2 separate regions of the Homo sapiens genome follow, and region 2 is linked to region 1. Evidence: read pairs that join two places in POLR2A ChIA-PET (ENCODE). Cell type or tissue: endothelial cell of umbilical vein. All regions are shown on one strand. Each heading gives the region's core, and the rest is flanking DNA. Links, peaks and the distances in the headings are about the cores only.

Region 1 (10,034 bases), core at 1,532-9,531:
CAACCTCCATCTCCGGGTTCAAGTGATTCTCCTGCCTTAGCCTCCCAAGTAGGTGGGATTACAGGCACCCACCACCAAGCCTGGCTAATTTCTGTATTTTTAGTAGAGACGGGGGTTTCGCCATGCTGGCAAGGTTGGTCTCAAACTCCTGACCTCAGGTAATCCACCCACCTTGGCCTCCCAAAGTGCTAGAATAACAAGTGTGAGCCACCGTGCCTGGCCCCAAATAAAGATTTAAATATAAAAACAAATATTATACTCAAATCTAAAAAAAAAAAAATTGTGAAGCAATATATAGTGGTTAACAGTATGAGCTGTGGAGCCAGACTGCCTGGGTTTGAACCTTGACTCCGCCACTTACTAGCTGTGTGGCCTTAAGACAAGTTACTGTGTCTTCATCTTTACTAACAGGAGAGTACCTGATAGAGTTGTTTTAAAGATAAATAACTCACAACAGTATCTGGCTCTCGACTCTTAATCACTTTTGTAAAACCGTAAGTATAGCTACTGATAGAACATTTACCATCAAACTTGATAGAACATTTACCATCAAAGATCTTGATTTCAAAATTCTAGCTTCTTAACACTGTATAATATGATCATTGATAAGTCACATGACATCCTTAAATTTTCTCACTTGTTAAAAAGGACTAATAATACCAATTTCATGGGAGTGTAGGAAAGATCAAATGACTCTGTAACTGTTAAAACATTACACAAATGTTAGCTAAATTAGTATACCGCATGATTTCTCAACAGCTGGCACTTCTTTGTTGTGGGGCACAGTCCTGTGCACTGTAGATATCTAGCAGCATCTCTGTCCTCATGGTGCATGTGCCTCCCTACTCCCCCAATTTGTGAAAATGAGTAATTACTACAGATATTGCCAAATGTCTCCTGTGAGGACAAAATCACTGAGAACCATGAGGTTCAAATTACGGTCATCCCGTCTAGAAAAATTCAAAGCACAGGCTCCCATTAAATATTAGTGGTGAGTCACAGTAAACATAAGACTCAGTAAAAAAGGAAAACAAAAAAAATAAAAATTAATAGTAAGAACAAAGCTCTCAAAGACTATTGTCAAGAACAAGCCTGAAGAGAGCTTCCCCTACCAAAGATCAGATAACGTTAGCATCATAAAGAAAAGACTACAATGGCTTGAAATACCTCAAATATGTTTCAATCAATGACTCACAGCCCCTTCATGAAAAACTTCAGTGACTGTCCTTAGAGGATAGTAGAAAACTAATTTGTTATTTTGAAAATTGGTAAATAAAAAAAAACAACAAATCATGCTTTCTTCTGTACAAACTGTACCTCAGGGTAAACAAATAGTTGAAAAGGACAATTTTCCCTTTATAAACATATTCTATCTAGCTAATAAAAGAAAAACAGAAATGATACAAGTAGAATATCACCATTCTTCAGCTTCCAATTTAACAATGGGTCCAGGCAATGATCACCAGTGGTTGATAACAAACAGTTTAGTCATTACGTGTCTTCTGATACAAGCATAAGGCGGCCACCTTGTGTTTTCTCACGAAACTAAAACTGGACTTATTCACGTTTCTACTAGTTTTCAAGAAAAACAAGGGACAGAAAAACATCACTGTTTTTTAAATGCACTAAAAATAAGATGGATTAATAAATGGAAGGATGATTGTATGCTAAAATGTTAGTGGTAGAACCTAGGGAGTAGCTACATAGGTGTTCACTGTAAAATTCATTCAACTTCGTATCTGAATAATTTCATAACAAAATTTGGAAAAGAAAACAGTGACACCACAGGACTTCTGCTTCTAGCAGAGTAATAGTGATCAGATTTACCTTTCAGTCATAAACCAGAAAACTGGACAACAGGCAGTATAACACTGAGAAATAAATGGGGTGGTCTCTAAGACTGCCCTGGTTTTCCGTCTGGAAGTACATTCTAGACTGCAGGGCAGGGAGAGGATCTGAAGCAGAGTATAATAGCTTCACTGAGTTGAGGAAGCAAATTCTCACTAGATCAGAATTCAGAGACTAAGGAAACTGAAAATTGCAAGGCAAAATTCTTGAGAGGAGGAAGCTTTACAGAAAAAGAGCCCCAGAAATCTTCATAAGATCCCCCTGAGTGTTTGCTAAATATTAAAAGGTGCATGTAAAGGGTGAAACTATCAGGCCAGGCAAGAGCAACTAGGCAGCTGTGAGCTGAAATGGTTTCCACAGCTAACACAAGCCTGAGAGGCTTTTAAACTGTGACCAGCCAAAGTTGCATAGAGAATTCAAGACAGAAGATCCTGCTTTAGTTGTGGAGCTAGACTACTAAGGTGGCCAACTCCTCACCTGACCTAACAAATGACAAGGAATTTACCTGCCAGCAAAACAAAGCCTCTTTAAAGGAAGATGGCACAATCCACATGCTACAAGCAGGGAAAATTATTAATTGGATTTTCAGCTTAAAACATAAATAAAACATTGTTAGATATGCCAAGAGGCAAGAAAATACTACTATAGGGATAAAATTTTTAAAAGAAAGTAGGCTGTGGGAAACTAAGGTATCAGATAAATGAAGTTTTCTCAACAAATAAATCACCTATATGGATAGCTTGTATCAAACCAACACTCTCACTAATTGGAAAAGCCAGATTTAAAACACACACACACACACACACACACACACACACACTCTCTCTCTCTCTCTCTCTCTCTCTCTCTCTCTCTCTCTCTCTCTCTCAAAACATAAGAAAAATGCTGACATAATGACAATATTGAAAGCTAAGATTCCAGAGAGGAAAAGAACCTGGCCAACATGGCGAAAACCCATCTCTACTAAAAACACAAAAATTAGCTAGGCATGGTGGCACGTGTCTGTAATCTCAGCTACTTGCTGAGGCAGGAGAATCGCTTGAACCTGGGAGATGGAGGTTTCAGTGAGCCAAGGATGTGCCACTGCACTCCAGCCTGGGCAACAGAGCGAGACTCCATCTCGGAAAAAAAAAAAAAGAAAGAAAGAAAAAAAAAAGAGCAGAGCTTTTGGTACTCTTGTAGGGCTGAATGGATAACACTAGAGACTTGAAATGTCAAATTATCAATAAAAAGAGGACAGGGAACTAAGCATGACACACTTCCAAGTACCACCCTCCCAAAGAAAAAGCTGAAGTTGTGAATGGTAGGAGGCTACAAAGCTAAGTGGAAAGTCTCTGAAAAGGGCAGAGATGTTTCTGGCAGTCTCGTGAGGAGACTAGAATTAGATCTCAGGATATGCTAAGAGGAAAGGAGGCTGGGCACAGTGGCTCACACCTGTAATCCCAGCACTTTGGGAGGCTGAGGCGGGCAGACCACCTAAGGTCAGGAGTTCGAAACCAGCTTGGCCAACATGGTGAAACCCCGTCTCTACTAAAAATACAAAAATTAGCTGGGCATGGTAGCACGCGCCTGTAGTCCCAGCTACTTGGAAGGCTGAGGCAGGAAGGAGAATCATATGAACCCGGGAGGCAGACGTTGCAGTGAGCCAAGATCATGCCATTGCACTTCAGCCTGGGTGACAGAGCGAGGCGAGGCTCTGACTCCAAAAAAAAAAAAAAAAAAAAGAGAGAGAGAGAGAGAGAAAAGGAAACTGATCAACACATGTTCTCAGCTGGAACTAAGAGAGAGAAACAGACTGTTATCTTTTTGAGACAGAGTCTAGCTCTGCTGCCCAGACTGGAGTGCAGTAGCTTGATCTTGACTCACTGCAACCTCTGCCTCCCAGCTTCAAACCATTCACCTGCCTCAGCCACCTGTGTAGCTGCCACCACAGCTGGCTTTTTTATTTTTGAGATGAAGAGATTGCACCACTGCACTCCAGCCTGGCGACAGAGCGAGACTCCATCTTGGGGGAGGGGAGGGGGACAAAAAACAAACAACAACAACAAAAAATCAGCCTGTGCAACACAGTGAGACCTGCATCTCAATAAAATAATGAGATAAAATACTTGATACACGAAGAAATTCCCACGTTCCCTTAATTAATACTGCAATGCTATCAATTCTCTTTGAAGGAATTCCCAAGAAATACTCAATTTAATACTTATGAAGGAATTAATACCAAAGTAAAACTCTATTCACCATTTTCTGTTAATCATAGCATATTCGTCCAAAACACTAAAAGAATTCTTTTGGCTCAAGGACAGGTTATAATCATTTGCTTTTGCTTTGCATTTGATATTCGTTATCTAACTCATCCACTGTTAACATGTGGAAAGATTTTCAAAGGTTTGGCAACTCTATCACAATCAAGCATATCCCACAACTGGCTCTTGAAGATCCATCAGAGTGAAGAAACAAAACGTGTAAGCTTCTATTTTATCTCAGTCTTTCAAAATTTATTTTGTATGTGTTTTATAATGTATATATAAAACACCGTCATAACAGTTTAGAGGTAACTGTTCCAAGCACAGAGTGATTTCTGAGTATTCTTTTAGTAGCTTTATGTCCTAAGGTACAATTTTCTACATGGCATGCTTGCTCCTTTCCAAATGTCTAACTAGTATGAAAAAGTTGGTTGGGCCTCCAAGGTCTATTGCACTCTGTCAAGGAAGAACGTATCAAATTATTAACTTTTAATACTGACTCATATTCTAGTTCATTAGTCCTCAACCATGGTGTCATGAAACTGGATTTAAATAGGTGGAATCAAAACTAGGAGGCCTAGAATCATATATTAACACCTTTATTTACCCTGATGTCTACAGGAAACCTGGTCATAGCCATGAGAGAATGCCCTGTACAAAAATGTCACTCTTCAAGTGTGATACAATGGGAAGAAGAGGAGGACTACTCGGAATTCTATGGAAGCCAGCTTTAAAATTTGGCCCAGAGCAATCCCCCCTATGACAACAAGGACTACAAAATTCTAAAATGATGCCAGTACACTGCCAATTTGTTAGGAAATTGCTACTTTTTAAAAAATTGAAAGAAATGCTATTAAGGGCAATAAAAATTTCAAGGGTATGTTAGTAATAAATGTAGCCATTACCTATTCTACTGGTTATTAGTACAAAAAAACCCAGCCTTTTCAACCATTCATTTCCAAACACTGATGGTTTCCACTGCCAGACTATACACAAGTTTCTAATGGTCCACAGTAAATTGAGAATGAGAACAATGCAGTAAATTATTAATAAAACTACATTCTTTTCTTTTTTAAAAAAATACTATTTGTCTTATGGTTTAATTATAAACATAATTTTACTTAAAAAATAAAAAGCAACCTTATTTGAAAATTGGCTGGTACCAATTTTATTTTAATAACTTTATTGATCTGAAATCTTAGTACGTTTAGGTTAAGTTATAAACACCTACTTCACTTAGGCACTGGGCCAGGAAAAGAACATAATGGCATATAAGAACTTTCCACTGGAGTGCTTCTTCATTCACTTAGATAATTACTAACATCCACCATACTAGACCCCTAAAGTGATGAAACACACAATAAATAGCAATATAGGCTATTCAGTAATTACAACTAGTAATTCCGTCATTTTATAATAAAATTATGATTTAGGAAGTACTCCATGTTCTCCATGAGCCTTACTCTGATATTCACTTACCACACCCTAGTGGTTATTCCTTAGATTACATTTAAAATATTCCACATTCAGAGTTGTAGAGGCCTTAGACTATTATCTCCTCCAGGATTACTACTGTTAGTCTGTCTTTCCACCTCCAGTCTCTTGTGCCAATCCATCCCAAACATAATAGTTACAGATTGGCCGGGCGCGGTGGCTCACGCCTGTAATCCCAGCACTTTGGGAGGCCAAGGCGGATGGATCAGCTGAAGTCAGGAGTTCGAGACCAGCCTGGCCAACATGGTGAAACCTTGTCTCTACTAAAAATACAAATATTAGCCAGGCGTCGTCGTGGGTGCCTGTGATCCCAGCTACTCAGGAGGCTGAGGCAGGAAAATTGCTTGAACCCGGGAGGCGGAGGCTGCAGTGAGCTGAGATTGTGCCATTGCACTCCAGCCTGGGTGACAGATCAAGACTCCGACTCAAAAAAAAAAAAAAAAAACAAACAAACAAAAAAAAAAAAAAAACATGTTACAGCAGATTTACCTCCCCCAAAATAGCTTACAACACTTCTCTGCTCAAAAATTTAAAACTTATAGACTGAAACCCAAATCATCAGTTTGGGCATTCAAGGCTTCCTATTTATTTACTGATAGATCTCATTTCTCTTTATTCCCAACGAGTTTAACTTACTGAACACTTTGTTTTAGTCATTGATTTTAAGAAGTACAAGTGATATAACAACAGCTTTTTTTTTTTTTTTTTTTTTTTAGATGGACTCTCACTCTCTCACCAGGCTGGAGTGCTGTGGCGAGATCTCAGCTCACTGCAACCTCTGACTTCTTGGTTCAAGCGATTCTCCTGCCCCAGCCTCTCGAGTAGCTGGGATTACAGGCACGTGCCACCACGCCCAGCTAATTTTTGTATTTTTAGTAGAGATGGGGTTTCATCATGTTGGCCAGGGTGGTCTTGATCTCCTGACCTCATGATCTGCCCCACCTTGGCCTCCCAAAGTGCTGGGATTACAGGCATGAGCCACTGTGCCTGGCCAGCCTTTTTAAGGGCAAAAGAGTTACTGCACTAAACGTGCATCTCAATTTTAAGATATATTCCAGCCATAATTCAACTAAGCTGATAGCCCTTTAAAAACACAGTAATTGGGCTGGGTGTGGTGGCTCACGCCTGTAATCCCAGCACTTTGGGAGGCCGAGGCGGGTGGATCACTTGAGGTCAGGAGTTCGAGACCAGTCTGGCCAACACGGTGAAACCTCATCTCTACTAAAAATACAAAAAATAGCTGGGCGTGGTGGCGTATGCCTGTAACCCCAGCTACTCGGGAGAATGAGGCAGGAGAATCGCTTGAACCCGGGAGGAGGAGGTTGCAGTGAGCCGAGATCGCACCATTGCACTCCAGCCTGAGCAACAGAGCAAGACTCCATCTCAAAGAAAAAACAAAACAAAACAAAACCTCAATGAGTTCCCTCAAGTATGTTTTATTTGGTTCTGGAATGCAGTAGAGATCATTTAAGATGCAGGTAAGGAAAAAATATTAATCACTTGCTTTGTGTGTTCTGTACTCTGTACTCACAATAACTGTGAACTCACTGTCATGTAACAATATTAGAACATAATTTACCTGTTAACTTCTTTGCTGTCATTAGAAAGTAAGCTCCATGAAGATAAGGGCTTTGTTTTCCTTACCAATGCAACCTGGCTGCCCTGAATAATACGGTGGGCATTCAAAAATGCTGTTGAATAAATCTGTCTGGAAAACCGAGCAATTCAAGATGACAGAAGACAAGATGCTTGCTCATCAGCAAATACCACTGAGGTCATGTCATGAGTGAGGAGCCATGTGAGACACAGAAAGCAACCTAGACAGAAGGAATGGGGTGTGTCTCTAACTCTGGAAGAACTCCAGCTTTCTGCTAGATCTAGTACATGGTATATTTCCCAAAGTCAACTAATTTCTCTGTCTTATTTTTCATGCAGCTTACTTTTGTGTCAGGATGATTCTGTTTTAGAAAGTGGCATTGGAACAAAAGGATATTTAGTTTTATGCCTATCTCTTGCCTAAGCTACCTTTTATAATTTTATATGTACATTCAAAACTACATTCGTTCTTAGGCATGGATCAGAAGAAGGTTGGCTACTTCACATATTAAAAAACAAAATCCAGGAGGCCACCACATACTTCAGAAAATTTTTATACGACTCCTGATGTCATGCCATAGTGGCTGGTAAACTGCCAAAACAGAGGAAGGGTGCTTTATTTTCATGAGGTGGCGGTTTTTTTTTTTTTTTTAAAATGTAAAAGCATTCTGTGTTAAATTCATCAAGGAATTGACAAAAAGCTATTTTCCTACACTTGACAGTAATATACTGTTTTCTGACATTCCTGTTATCAACTCCTCTGAAAATCTTTTAGAGATATACGACTATTAGTAAAAAAAAAAAAAAAAAACAAAAAAAAACTGAGACTGAAATGTCAATATGAAAACCCTGCCAAATACCTTATTCTTATCTATTTCTGCTATTTTGATATTTCAGGTAGAGTCCGAGGAATAGACAGGAAGAAATGGTATCGCCTGACAGTCAATTCTACAATTCTTTTCTTTAAAGAGAACATGGCAAACTTACACAGTACAACTGCATACTAGAATAAAACAAGGAAAGTACTGAAAATTCACCATGCAAATACTAATTGTTCCAGCAATTCTCTCATCTCCCTTATTTGTCATTAGCAAATATGTTGCTAGTGGCTCTCTTAAGAAAAATTCCCATTCTCTGCTCTCTTTTACAGCAACATTCTTTGAAAATGTTATCTACAATGGTTCCCTCAATTCCTTCTGTGGCCTTGTCTCCTGAAACCACTCCAACCATGCTTTAATTCACCTTTCTCCCTCTACCAAAACTGCTCACCAATGTCTGCAACAACCCCACCCCACTAAATTCAATGGTCTCAATTCTCAGCCTTCATCTTACTGATCCTGTCTGTAACAACTGACACAGACAATCCCTCCTCCTCCTCCCTCTCCAAAACACTTTCTCCCCTTGCCTTTCACATACCACACTCTCTTGGTTTTTCTTCTACTTTATTCGTCACTCCCTTCCCAATCCTTTCCTCATCTTTCACAGGAATGAGGAGGAATACCTAAGCTCTGGAATACATCAAAGGGCTAATCCATATACCTCTTCTTTATCTGAGCTCTCCAGCACTCTCTATTCCCTCCTCTATTGCATTTCTCTCTCCAGGATTTTTTTTAATTAATTAATTTTTTATTATTATTATACTTTAAGTTTTAGGGTACATGTGCACAACGTGCAGGTTAGTTACATATGTATACGTGTGTTTTTTTTGTTTGTTTTTTTGTTTTTTTAAAAGACAGAGTCTCAATCACTCTGTCATCCAGGCTGGAGTGCAGTGGCACAACCATGGTTCACTGCAGTGTCAACCTGGTGGGCTCAAATGATCCTCCCGCCTCAGCCTCCTGAGCAAATGGACTACACACGCTCGCCCACAGCAGGCTTTTTTTTTTTTTAAAGATATGGGGTCTCACTATGTTGCCCAGACTGGTCTCAAACTCCTGAACGCAAGTGATCCTCCTTCCTCAGCCTCCCAAAGTGCCAGGATTACAGGTATGAGCCACTGTGCCTAGCCTCTCTCCAAGATTTAATGCTATAGGACACACTGCAGAGTTCATTTATTATTTTCTTTCTCTTAACAACTAGAATATTTCATAGGGTAAGCACTTTTGTCTGTTTTGTTTAGTGTTGTATACCCAGTGACTAGACAGATTTAGCTCGTTGCAGGAAGCCAATAAATATTTGTTGAAAGAATGAATGAACAACAACAAAAGTGGTAACAATAACAGCCACTTTGTACGAGGAACTTATCAACCAGACATCCCAATAAGCATGTTACATATATTTCATTGAACCCTCAAACAACCCTATGAGATCTCTGAGGCTTTGGAGAGGAGTGGAAGTCAGGGTGGTTAACATGCACCAAATTACCAAACTACTAAGTGGTAGTACCATGATTCAAACCCAAGGTTATCATCTTCAAAGATAATGCTCTTAATTCCTGCACAGTACCAATTTTACTGGAATATTATTATCTCATTAGTTTTGGAATAAAGGCAACTGCTATTTGAAGAGTCAGCAATCTAAAATTCCCTACAGTTGTGAATTAATCTCCATTTCCTTTGTGAAGACAAACTTTTTTTTAGTAATATCAATTTAAAAACTTTAGTGAAGATTCCTTTTTTTCTCAGGCAGGGTCTCACTCTGTCACCCAAGCTTAAGTACAGTGGCACAAATACAGCTCAAAGCAGCCTCAACCTTATGGGTTCAAGCAATCCTGCCTCGGCCTCCTGAATAGCTGGGACTACAGGTGTGCACCACCATGCTTAATTTTTAAATACTTTGTAGAGATGAAGGTCTCACTATATTTTCCAGGCTGGTATTCAATTCCTAGGCTCAAGCAATCCTCCCGCCTTG
Region 2 (9,704 bases), core at 303-8,302, 58 kb after region 1:
GAGGTTATGAATTATATCACACGGATTCTGTTTAGATGAGGTTTAGAACAATTTTTCTTTTTAACAGTTTCTCCTTTTGATTTAGACACTCTCTAAAGATCTGTCCAGATTTAGGTCCATTTCACTGAAATTTTGTACTAAAGTCCACGAATTTTTTTCATTTTTTCTTTGGCAAACAGGTATTTTTGTAAACCCAAGTTTTATTTATTTATTTATTTTGAGATGGAGTTTCGCTCTTGTCATGCAGGCAGGAGTGCAATGCACAATCTTGGCTCACTGCAACCTCCACCTCCTGAGTTCAAGCGATTCTCCTGCCTCAGCCTCCCGTGTAGCTGGGATTACACGCGCCTGCCACCACACCCAGCTAATTTTTTTATTTTTAGTAGAGATGGGATTTTGCCATGTTGGCCAGGCTGGTCTCACACTGCTGACCTCAGGTGATCCACCCATCTCAGCCTCCCATAGTACTGGGACTACAGACGTGAGCCACCGTGTCCAGCCTGTAAAGCAAGAATTTTTAAAGAGCAAAAAGAAAGTGCAGATTTTCTGTCTCCTTACTACAGATGAGAAAATAGTATAAAGCTATCGAGTGTCAACAGTTCTATATTACCCCCGTCCCCACCCCCACTGTACTGCTCCTGAAAGCTAAACAGAAATCCCAAGGAAAGTATACATTCAAGGAACGAAGATAACTTTAGATATGTATTACATGATGCATATACGGGTTTTCAGTGAACTATATGTGATTTCAAACTAAATTAAAAACAAGGCTTTACTATGACATTATGAATGAAAAACAGTTTATTTATAGGATACTTTGACTCTACTCAAAAAGTATGCTTAAACAATCCAACAACTTTAGGAAAGCCAACCGATAAATCTTTGCAATCAGGCAGAAATACTAAGGCATTTAAAAAACATACCCAGACCGCTTTTAACATTTACCCCAGAGATCTCTAGGCTCATCACAGAGGGTAACCACAAAATGCTTAAGCTGCATACAGACATCAGGCAAATGCCACATAACTGCTGGACAGTAAGTTATCACCACAGTAGTTACCAATGTGACAAAGCAGAGGATAAGGAGCATTCAGAGTTGGAAACTACGGTGGAAACGTTTCCATTTATGGCACATTTTCTGATTGGTTTTATAACTCATGTTACTAACTATAGAATCATAGACGAGAAGAATCCCCGGAACCAAGCCTCTTATAAATAAGTCAACTGACCTGAAAAACTTACGACAGAGTGAAAACTAGACCCAACTTCAAACTGAGATAGGATTTTATACTTCACAAAAATTAAAGTTAGTTATTTAGATTTTATTAGAAATAGCTCAGCACGTAAAGTCCTCAAAGGAAACAGACATACAGTCAAAAAAAACCATTACTGCGGGGCGCAGTGGCTCACGCCTGTAATCCCAGCACTTTGGGAGGCCAAGGCAGGCGGATCACGAGGTCAGAGGATCAAGACCATCCTGGCTAACACGGTGAAACCCCGTCTCTACTAAAAACACAAAAAATTAGCCGGGCGTGGTGGTGCGTGCCTGTACTCCCATCTACTAGGCATGCTGAGGCAGGAGAATGGTGTGAACTCGGGACACGGAGCTTGCAGTGAGCCGAGATGGCACCAATGCACTCCAGCCTGGGCAACAGAGCGCGACTCCGTCTCAAAAAACAAAAACCAACAACAACAAAACATTATTAAACTATAATAATGTTTTCTATCAAGACACAAAATATTAAAAGTAGATCAGGAAGGAATAATAAGTCAATTCATTATCAACCTTGTGACTCTTCTGTCCAGCCTCTTCCAGAGGTTCCCTTTACTTTTAAGTGCAATGCAATCTTTAACCTTAACTCTAAAAACTCATTTAGAGTCCTCCAATTTCTTATCAGTTTTCCAATACAGCTCAAGAACTTTTCCATCAGTGAATAAAAGTTGCATTACTTTTCCCTTTCACAGCTTGTTGGCAGGGAATTATTTTAAATGTACAACAAAAATCTATAAATCTGTAGCTTCCAAAAGAGTGTTTGAAAATATATTTTAAATGGCAAAATAATCTCAGTAATCAACAGTAATACTGAAGTAATGTTTGAAAATTACATTTTTAGAAAGTATAAAGTTACATTTATTACAAGTGAAGAAAAAAATTTTTATGAGGGAATGTTTTTAAAAAGGGTTACAAATTCTTTGACACTTCTCCCAATGAGAGGCAGATTTCTGTCAATTCCCCCTCAAATCTGAGGGAGCTTGTGACCACTTTGGTCAACAGAATATGGTGGATGTGGTACTAGATGACTTTCCAGGACAGGTTATAAATGGGTATGCAGCTTCAACTGAGCACAGAGACTTCATGTTAAGAGATATTATAACCCTGAGAATTCCATGCTGAACAGCCATGTGCACACAGTACTTGACGAAGCAACCCAGCCAAGCAAAGCTTTCTAGCCATTCCTTAAAAGCTGCCAGACTTATGGGTGAAGAAACTATCTCACAAATTTGTGTATGGACTCTCCTTCCAGTAACGTAAATTCCAAGAGAGTAGGAATTCGTCTTTGTTTTATTCACTGATGTATCCACACCATTTTAATAGTTTCCTTTTATGTATGCAGTAAGCATTCAATAAAGGTCTGTTAAATAGATATTAGTGATGGTGGCAGTGGCAGGTGGAGAAGGGGATATCCTATTCATGAATAGTTCACAGCAGTAACCATGTGCATGCCTCGCAAAGCAGCCAAAGATTTTCAGAGAGTCTATCTAATTCCAATGAAAAGCCCAGGCTTTTAAAACGGTATTTTACAAAGACTGATGGATCTGACTAAAGAAATTTAAAACTTCTATCATTCAAAAACCATAAAAATTAAAACATAAATAAATAAAAAGCTAGGGAAAACAATTTGCATTTTAATTATGCTTTTAAAATGCAAAAAAACCCTTTCAAATAACTCAAAAAGACACAAAGATTTACAGATTTCTTTATATAAAAAAGTGACAAATAAATACAAAAGAAATACACTACTAAATCAACCAAATAAAATAATCCAAGAATGTCTTTTTTGTTTATTAAATTGGAAATTCTTTAAAAACTACTATCTGTTAGGCTTCAGAACACTGCTGACAAAACAGCAGTTTCATTCTGGAGAACATAACATTTCTCAAAAGCCTTAAAACTGTCATTATCCCATGACCACTCCCCACTACCCCCACCCCAGAAAAAGTCCACATCTAGAAATTTAACCTAAGGTAATAATCTGTGATATGAAGCAAGCTTTACACACAATGTTTTTAAACTCTTAGATAAAAGAGCACTAACTGAGGGTCATGTTCCCGACGTTAGTTTTATTTGCTTGTAGTTGGGTTTTCTTCGGCCTTCACAAGTGTGTCAAAAAAAATTCAGTAAGTTGCCAGCATTTTAAAATCTATTGCACACAAACACAAGATCTGCCAGCACTGGGTCTGCAAGCCTCTTAATGACTATTAGCTAAACAGTAGCCAATCCCTTCAGATGTGGCACATGATACACAGTTCAAAATCATCCCTAATCTGAAAGCTTGGTTCATTTACATTAGATGCTTTATCTTCTAAAGTTATCTCAGTTGGAAGCCCTACACTAGAGATCAAACTTTAAGCATGCAGGGCTTGCTAAACGCTGATTGGTGGGCCCCACCCCCAGAGTTTCCGACTCAGGACATCTGAAATGGGGTCCCAGAATTTACATTTCTAGCAGATTTCTAGGTGATGGTCCAAAGACTACACTTTGATGGTCTAGAGACCACATTTTGATGAACTTTCCTTGCTGAAGCCAGAGAGAGGCCTAGCATCCTTTGAATTACACAATTACAGGATACTTAAACAATATTGGAGATTCCATTAATGGGGGAGGGAGGCAAGGAAGAGTAGAAAAGCCGACGGATAAACAACCAATAGTCAGTGCACTGCTTCCCTCTATCAGAGGTGGAAAACCATTGCCCTACACTAAATTTAAGAATAATCCTAGATTAAGTTGCTAGTCCAAATTTTCTATTCTACATTCTTTCTCATGGGCCTTATCCATTTCTCAAGGTTTAATGACCTCTTCTACACTTCATGGATAAAATAACAGGGGTAAACAAAAATTGTGGTAAAAGATCCCACGTAGCTCCAATATTTTATGACTAACAAATGTGTATCACCAGCCTTAATATTTTCTACTGAATTTGCTTTCTCCAGCTGGATCCTATACATAGCAGCTTTTGCTGAATGCTTCCTTTGTTCCGGGCATTGTGCTACAACATTACATGACTTTTCATCATTTCATCATTATAACAACTCTATGAAACGGTGCCTACTATCCCCATACTACAGATGGAGAAAAAGAGGTCATTTGTCAAGGGGTTAGGTCATTTGTCAGAGAAGCAAGCACAGGTAAAATCTACATCTGTATACGGGTAATCTGGCTCCAGAGTCCTCAATTTTCTTTTTCTTTTTTTTTTTTTTGAGATGGGGAGTCTCGCTCAGTTGCCCAGGCGCAATCTTGGTTCACTGCAACCTCCGCTTCCCAGGTTCAACTGATCTCGTACCTCAGCCTCCCGGGTAGCTGGAATTACAGGTGCACGCCACCACGTCCAGCTAATTTTTGTATTTTTAGTAAAGACGAGGTTTCACCATGTTGGCCAGGCTGCTCTCAAACTCCTGACCTCAAGAGAGCTGCCCACCTCGGCCTCCCAAAGCGCTGGGGATACAGGCGTGAGCCACCACACCCGGCCCAGAGTCCTGAATTTTAACCACTACACTTCATCTAAAATTCAACTTGTACAAATTCCAATCTTTCATCTAAAACTAGCTCTTCCTCTAAACTTGCCTACTGTCAATGTTTTCACCTTCCTGCTCAGGCTGCCAGGCTCCAAATCACTAAGTTCCTACCATAATTAAGTCCTTCTACATTTCACATCTGTCTTTTTCTTTTTATTTCAATTGACCTAAATGTCCTTATTCACCCTTCACCTGGCCTCTAAAATGCCTAGTATTTCTGCTTCTAGTCTTACACCCAACGGTGCTCCTCACTCATTGCCTATGGGTCAAAGGCCAGCTTATTTAACATCAAATTCAATTTAAGACCTTACCTACCTCTTGGATCCATTTCTGTGGTTCCACAAACAGATTAAAAATTATACTTAAAACACACCAACACACATGCAGAGCTTTATTTCTGAAGAAGAAGAGAGAGGGGTGGAAAGGAAAAAACTTAAGAAACAATGTTCAATCTGAAAGTATCACTTCTAAGTGGAAGGCTACAAGGGATAATTAATAGCTACCAAAACTGAACACTGAAACATCACATCCCTCTTTCATGGAGCCATGTAAGTTAAAAAAGAATCTTAAACTGTTGAGGTATATCAACATAGACAAAATCTGAATGCCAAAGTGAGTTTCACTCTAGGATCAGGTTATCTGGCAGCTCCTGAAACAGGACAGTTTCAGGAACCCTGTACAAACCTCAGTGAAATGAAATAACTTCAAGCTGTTTGTTACAGGGGACTCTTGTGTCTTTTAGTCTAAGTAAAAGCAGCAATTTTCTACAATATATTTATATAAGCTGTGCATTTCCATGAAAGAAAGGAGGTCTACTGTGGATATATGCTTGGTATGAAATTATGTCAGAAACAAGTGGGAGCGAGGGGCAAGTCAACATGCTGTCACTAAATAAAAGACAGACCCCCAGAAATGACCTCAACAATCAAAGAAAACATGATAGTGTAAGTTAACATGATTAATTTTTTAAATTAATAGACTATATTTTAAAGTAATTTGAGGTTTAATGAACTGAGTAGACAGCAGAGTACCCATATACCCTCCCTTCCATTTCCTTTGCACATTTATTATACTTAATGAGCCAATACTTGCATATTCTTATTAACCAAAGTCCATTTACATCAAGGTTCGCTTTGTTTTGAATTTTGACAAATGTAAAACATGTACTTACCACGAAATTTTACAATATGCAATACCAAAAAATACAGCTAGATTCAAAGAGAGAATGTTTCAGCATCTCATTATCTTTATCACAGTAACATAAACTGAACTCCGATCTTCTCCCCTGCTCCCACCTAGTTTTCCCAGTCTTCCCATCTCAGTAAAGAGCAATACCTTCCATCCACTTGCTCAGACCAAAAATTCCTTCCTCTTTTATAACCCATACATCCAGCCCATCAGCAAATCCTACCTGCTCTAACTTCAAAATATATCCAGAATTGAACCTTAATTCTCACACTTTACCACCACCACTGGAACCCAAGACACCATTCTCTCACTAGGTTATTATAGTAGCCCCCTAACTCTTTTTTTTTTTTTTGCTTCTGTCCACAAACTAATCAGATCATGTCACTCCTCTACTCAAAGCAGGAACTGGCATTCTACCTTAGAGCAAGAGCTACAATCCTCACAACAGGCCTACTAGGTTCCACACAACCTGTCTCCACCTACCTCAGTTCCCTTTTCTGTCTATGACTTCACCTCCTGTGTCCTCTTCACCACTTGCTGTTGAAGCTACACTGGTTTGCTTGCCGGATTACTTCAGGCAGTCTCTGTCCTTAAAGTTTTGGCACTGGCTGTTCTTTTTGTCCAAAATATCTTCCACAAATGCTCACACAGCTGACTTCACATCCTGACACAAATATCACTTTCATAGTTAGGCCTTTTTCCCTGATGACCCTATTTATCACTGCATTGTTTTCCCCTGTACTCCTTATCCCTCTTACCTGCTTTATTTTTTTCTGCATAGCATTTGCTGCAACCAAATATATATTCTACTTTGTTATTTTATTGACCCCCCCACCCCACTAGAAAATAAATGCAGCAACTGAGGTTTCTGGCCTTAAAAAGCACTTAGTAATTATTTGTTGAATGAATAAACTATGGTGTACAGATTCTCCTCAACTTACAATGGGGGTTTTGTCCCAATAAACCCATCATAATTTGAAAATATCATAAGATGAAAATGCATTTAACGCACCTAACCTACTGAACATCAAAGCTTAGCTGGGCCTACCTTAACGTGCTCAGAACACATACATTATCCTACAGTTGGGCAAAATCATCTAACACAAAGCCTATTTTATAACAAAGCATGAATAACTCATTTACTGAAGACTGTACTGAAAGTGAAAACAACGGCTGTGGGTACTCAAAGTACAGTTTCCAGTTTTCACACGATAATAAAGTTGAAAAACCATAATTTGAACTATAGTAAGTTGGGGACCATCTGTCAAGGTTCCTAAAGGTGACATACAGGTGCTAGCAACTACAGTCTAAAAAAATAAAGCCCCAATTCTCAACAAATCAGTAACTGATTCTGGAAACACAGAAGTTCCTTTGACTCTCTTAAAGGCTTCAAGCCCCTCTATCAGAAAAAAATGTCTACAGTTTGAGGAGACTAGCCTGCTGCCTTCGGGATGTCCCCATCTGTTTTCTAGCCACTAACACAGCCACAAAGCATACCACACTTAGGAACAGATCTATGGGTAGGACACAAGCATATTTAGGCTGCTATCATAAAGATAAAGATGCATTCAGCCATAAATACTTAAACAAGTATTCATACTGGAAATATGAAACACTTTTAATCATATTCCTAACAAAAGTACCACGAGATTAACTGGCTGAGAAATAATGGGGGTGATCTCCTATCGACTACAAAAGTGGGTTAGAAACTGAAGTAATCTAACCTCATCAAGCAAGTAAAGCTTCACTTTACTGCACTTTGCAGATGCTGTTTTAAAAAAAAACAAATTCAATGTTTATGGCAACCCTGCATCAAGCAAGTCTATTAGCGTCATTCTTCCAACAGCGTGCACTCACTTCATGTCCATGTGACACATTTGGGTAATTCTCACAATATTTCAAATGTTTTCATTATCTGTTATGATGATCTGTGATCAGTGATCTCTGACACTGCCATTGTAATTTCTGGAGGTACCACGAACCGCACCCATAAAAGATGGAAAACTTAACTGATAAAAATGTGTGTTCTCACTACTCCACTGAATGGCCATTCCCCTGTCTCTCTCCCTCTCCTCTTGTTTCCCTATTCCCTGAAACACAACAATATTGAAATTAGGCCAATTAGTAACTCCTCAATGGCCTTTAAGTGTTCAAGTGGAAGAGTCTACAGCTCTCGCTTTAAATCAAAAGCTAGAAATAGACACTTGCGGATGTTTTCTGGTAAAATAGCTGAAAGAAAAGAATTTTTTTTAGAGACGGGGCGCAGTGGCTCATGCCTGTAATCCCAACACTTTGGGAGGCGGCGGCAGGCGGATCACCTGAGGTCAAGAGTTTGAGACCAGCCTGGCCAACATGGCGAAACCCCCTCTCTACTAAAAATACAAAAATTATGTGGGTGTGGCATTGCGCACTTGTAGTCCCAGCTACTCAGGAGGCTGAGGCAGGAGAATCACTTGAGCCCGGGAGGCAGAGGTTGCAGTGAGCCAAGATCGTGCCACCACACTCCAGCCTGGGCGGCAGAGCGAGACTCCATCTCAAAAAAGAAAAAGAATATATATTTTTTAAAAGCTAGAAGTGATTAAGCTTCTGAGAAAGGTATGTTGAAAGCCAACATAGGCTGAAAGTAAGGCCTCTTGTACCAGTTAGCAAACTTGTAAATGCAAAAGTTCTTGGAGAAAATTTAAAAAGTGCTACTCCAGTGAACACACAAATCGTAAGCAAGAGAAGCAGCTTTATTGCTGATATGGACAAAGTTTTAGTGGTCTGTATAGATCAAACCAGCCACAACATTCCATTAAACTGAAAGCCTAATCCAGAACAAGACCCTAATCCTCTTCAATTCCATGAAGACTGAGAGAGGTGAGGAAGCTGCAGAAGCAAAGTCTGAAGATGACGGAGGCTGCTTTACGAAGTTTAAGGAAATAAGCCATCTCCAATAACCTAAAAGTGCAAGGTGAAGCAACAAGTGCTGATGGAGAAGCTGTGGCAAGTTATCCAGAAGATCTAGCTAAGATCATCGATGAAGATGGCTCCATTAAACAACATGTCAGCAATGTAGAAAAAACAGCATTCTATTGGAAGACACAATCCAAAACTTTTGTGGCTAGAGAGTAGAAAGGAGAAATCCTGTCTTCAAAGAGAGGAGAATGCTTGACTTCAAAGCTTCAAAGGACAGCCTCTCTTGTTAGGAGCTAATGCAGCTGGTGATTTTAAGGTGAAGGCCAATGCTCCTTGACCATTCTGAAAATCTAAGGCCCTTAAGAATTACACTACATCAGCCAGGTGCAGTGGCTCATGCCTGTAATCCCAGCACTCTGGGAGGCCAAGGAGGGAGAACTGCTTGAGCCCAGTAGTTGGAGACCAGCCTGGGCAACACGGCAAGACCCCGTCTCTATAAAATAAAATAAAAACAAATTATGCTACATTTACTCTGCCTATGCTCTATAAATGAAACAACAAAGCCAGGATGTCAGAACATCTGTTGACAGCATGTTTTACTGAATATTTTAAGTCCACCATTGAGACCTCATGCTCAGAAAGATTCCTTTCAAAATACTGCTGCTCACTGACAATGCACCATTGCCGGAGAGGTCTGAAAGAGATGTACAAGGATATAAATCCTGTTATCATGCCTGTTAACACAACATCCATTGTGCAGCCCACAGATCAAGCAATAATTTCCACTTCTAAGCCTTATAATTTAAAAAATACATTCTGTAAGG

The links. ChIA-PET counts read pairs that join two places held together with the same protein. Peaks named below come from ENCODE experiments on the same cell type or tissue, not always from the same donor. Only the 100,000 strongest peaks of a DNase experiment are listed, where the experiment ranks them.
Region 2: POLR2A ChIA-PET joins it to region 1 with 10 read pairs; 12 of 35 experiments call an interaction of 5 or more read pairs at or near these places.

Annotation. Positions count from the first base shown.
Region 1 is chr17:46,056,077-46,066,110 of GRCh38, forward strand. The region is part of intron 6 of KANSL1 (KAT8 regulatory NSL complex subunit 1); the gene reads right to left. Among named protein-coding and RNA genes, the nearest start is that of STH, 62 kb to the left of the region's middle. In endothelial cell of umbilical vein, for the core only: no CTCF peak of the experiment used is centred there; a DNase peak (open chromatin) is centred at 5,565; H3K27ac peaks cover 1,068 bases.
Region 2 is chr17:46,114,859-46,124,562 of GRCh38, forward strand. All of the region lies in intron 2 of KANSL1 (KAT8 regulatory NSL complex subunit 1), which reads right to left. Among named protein-coding and RNA genes, the nearest start is that of KANSL1, 74 kb to the right of the region's middle. In endothelial cell of umbilical vein, for the core only: no CTCF peak of the experiment used is centred there; no DNase peak of the experiment used is centred there.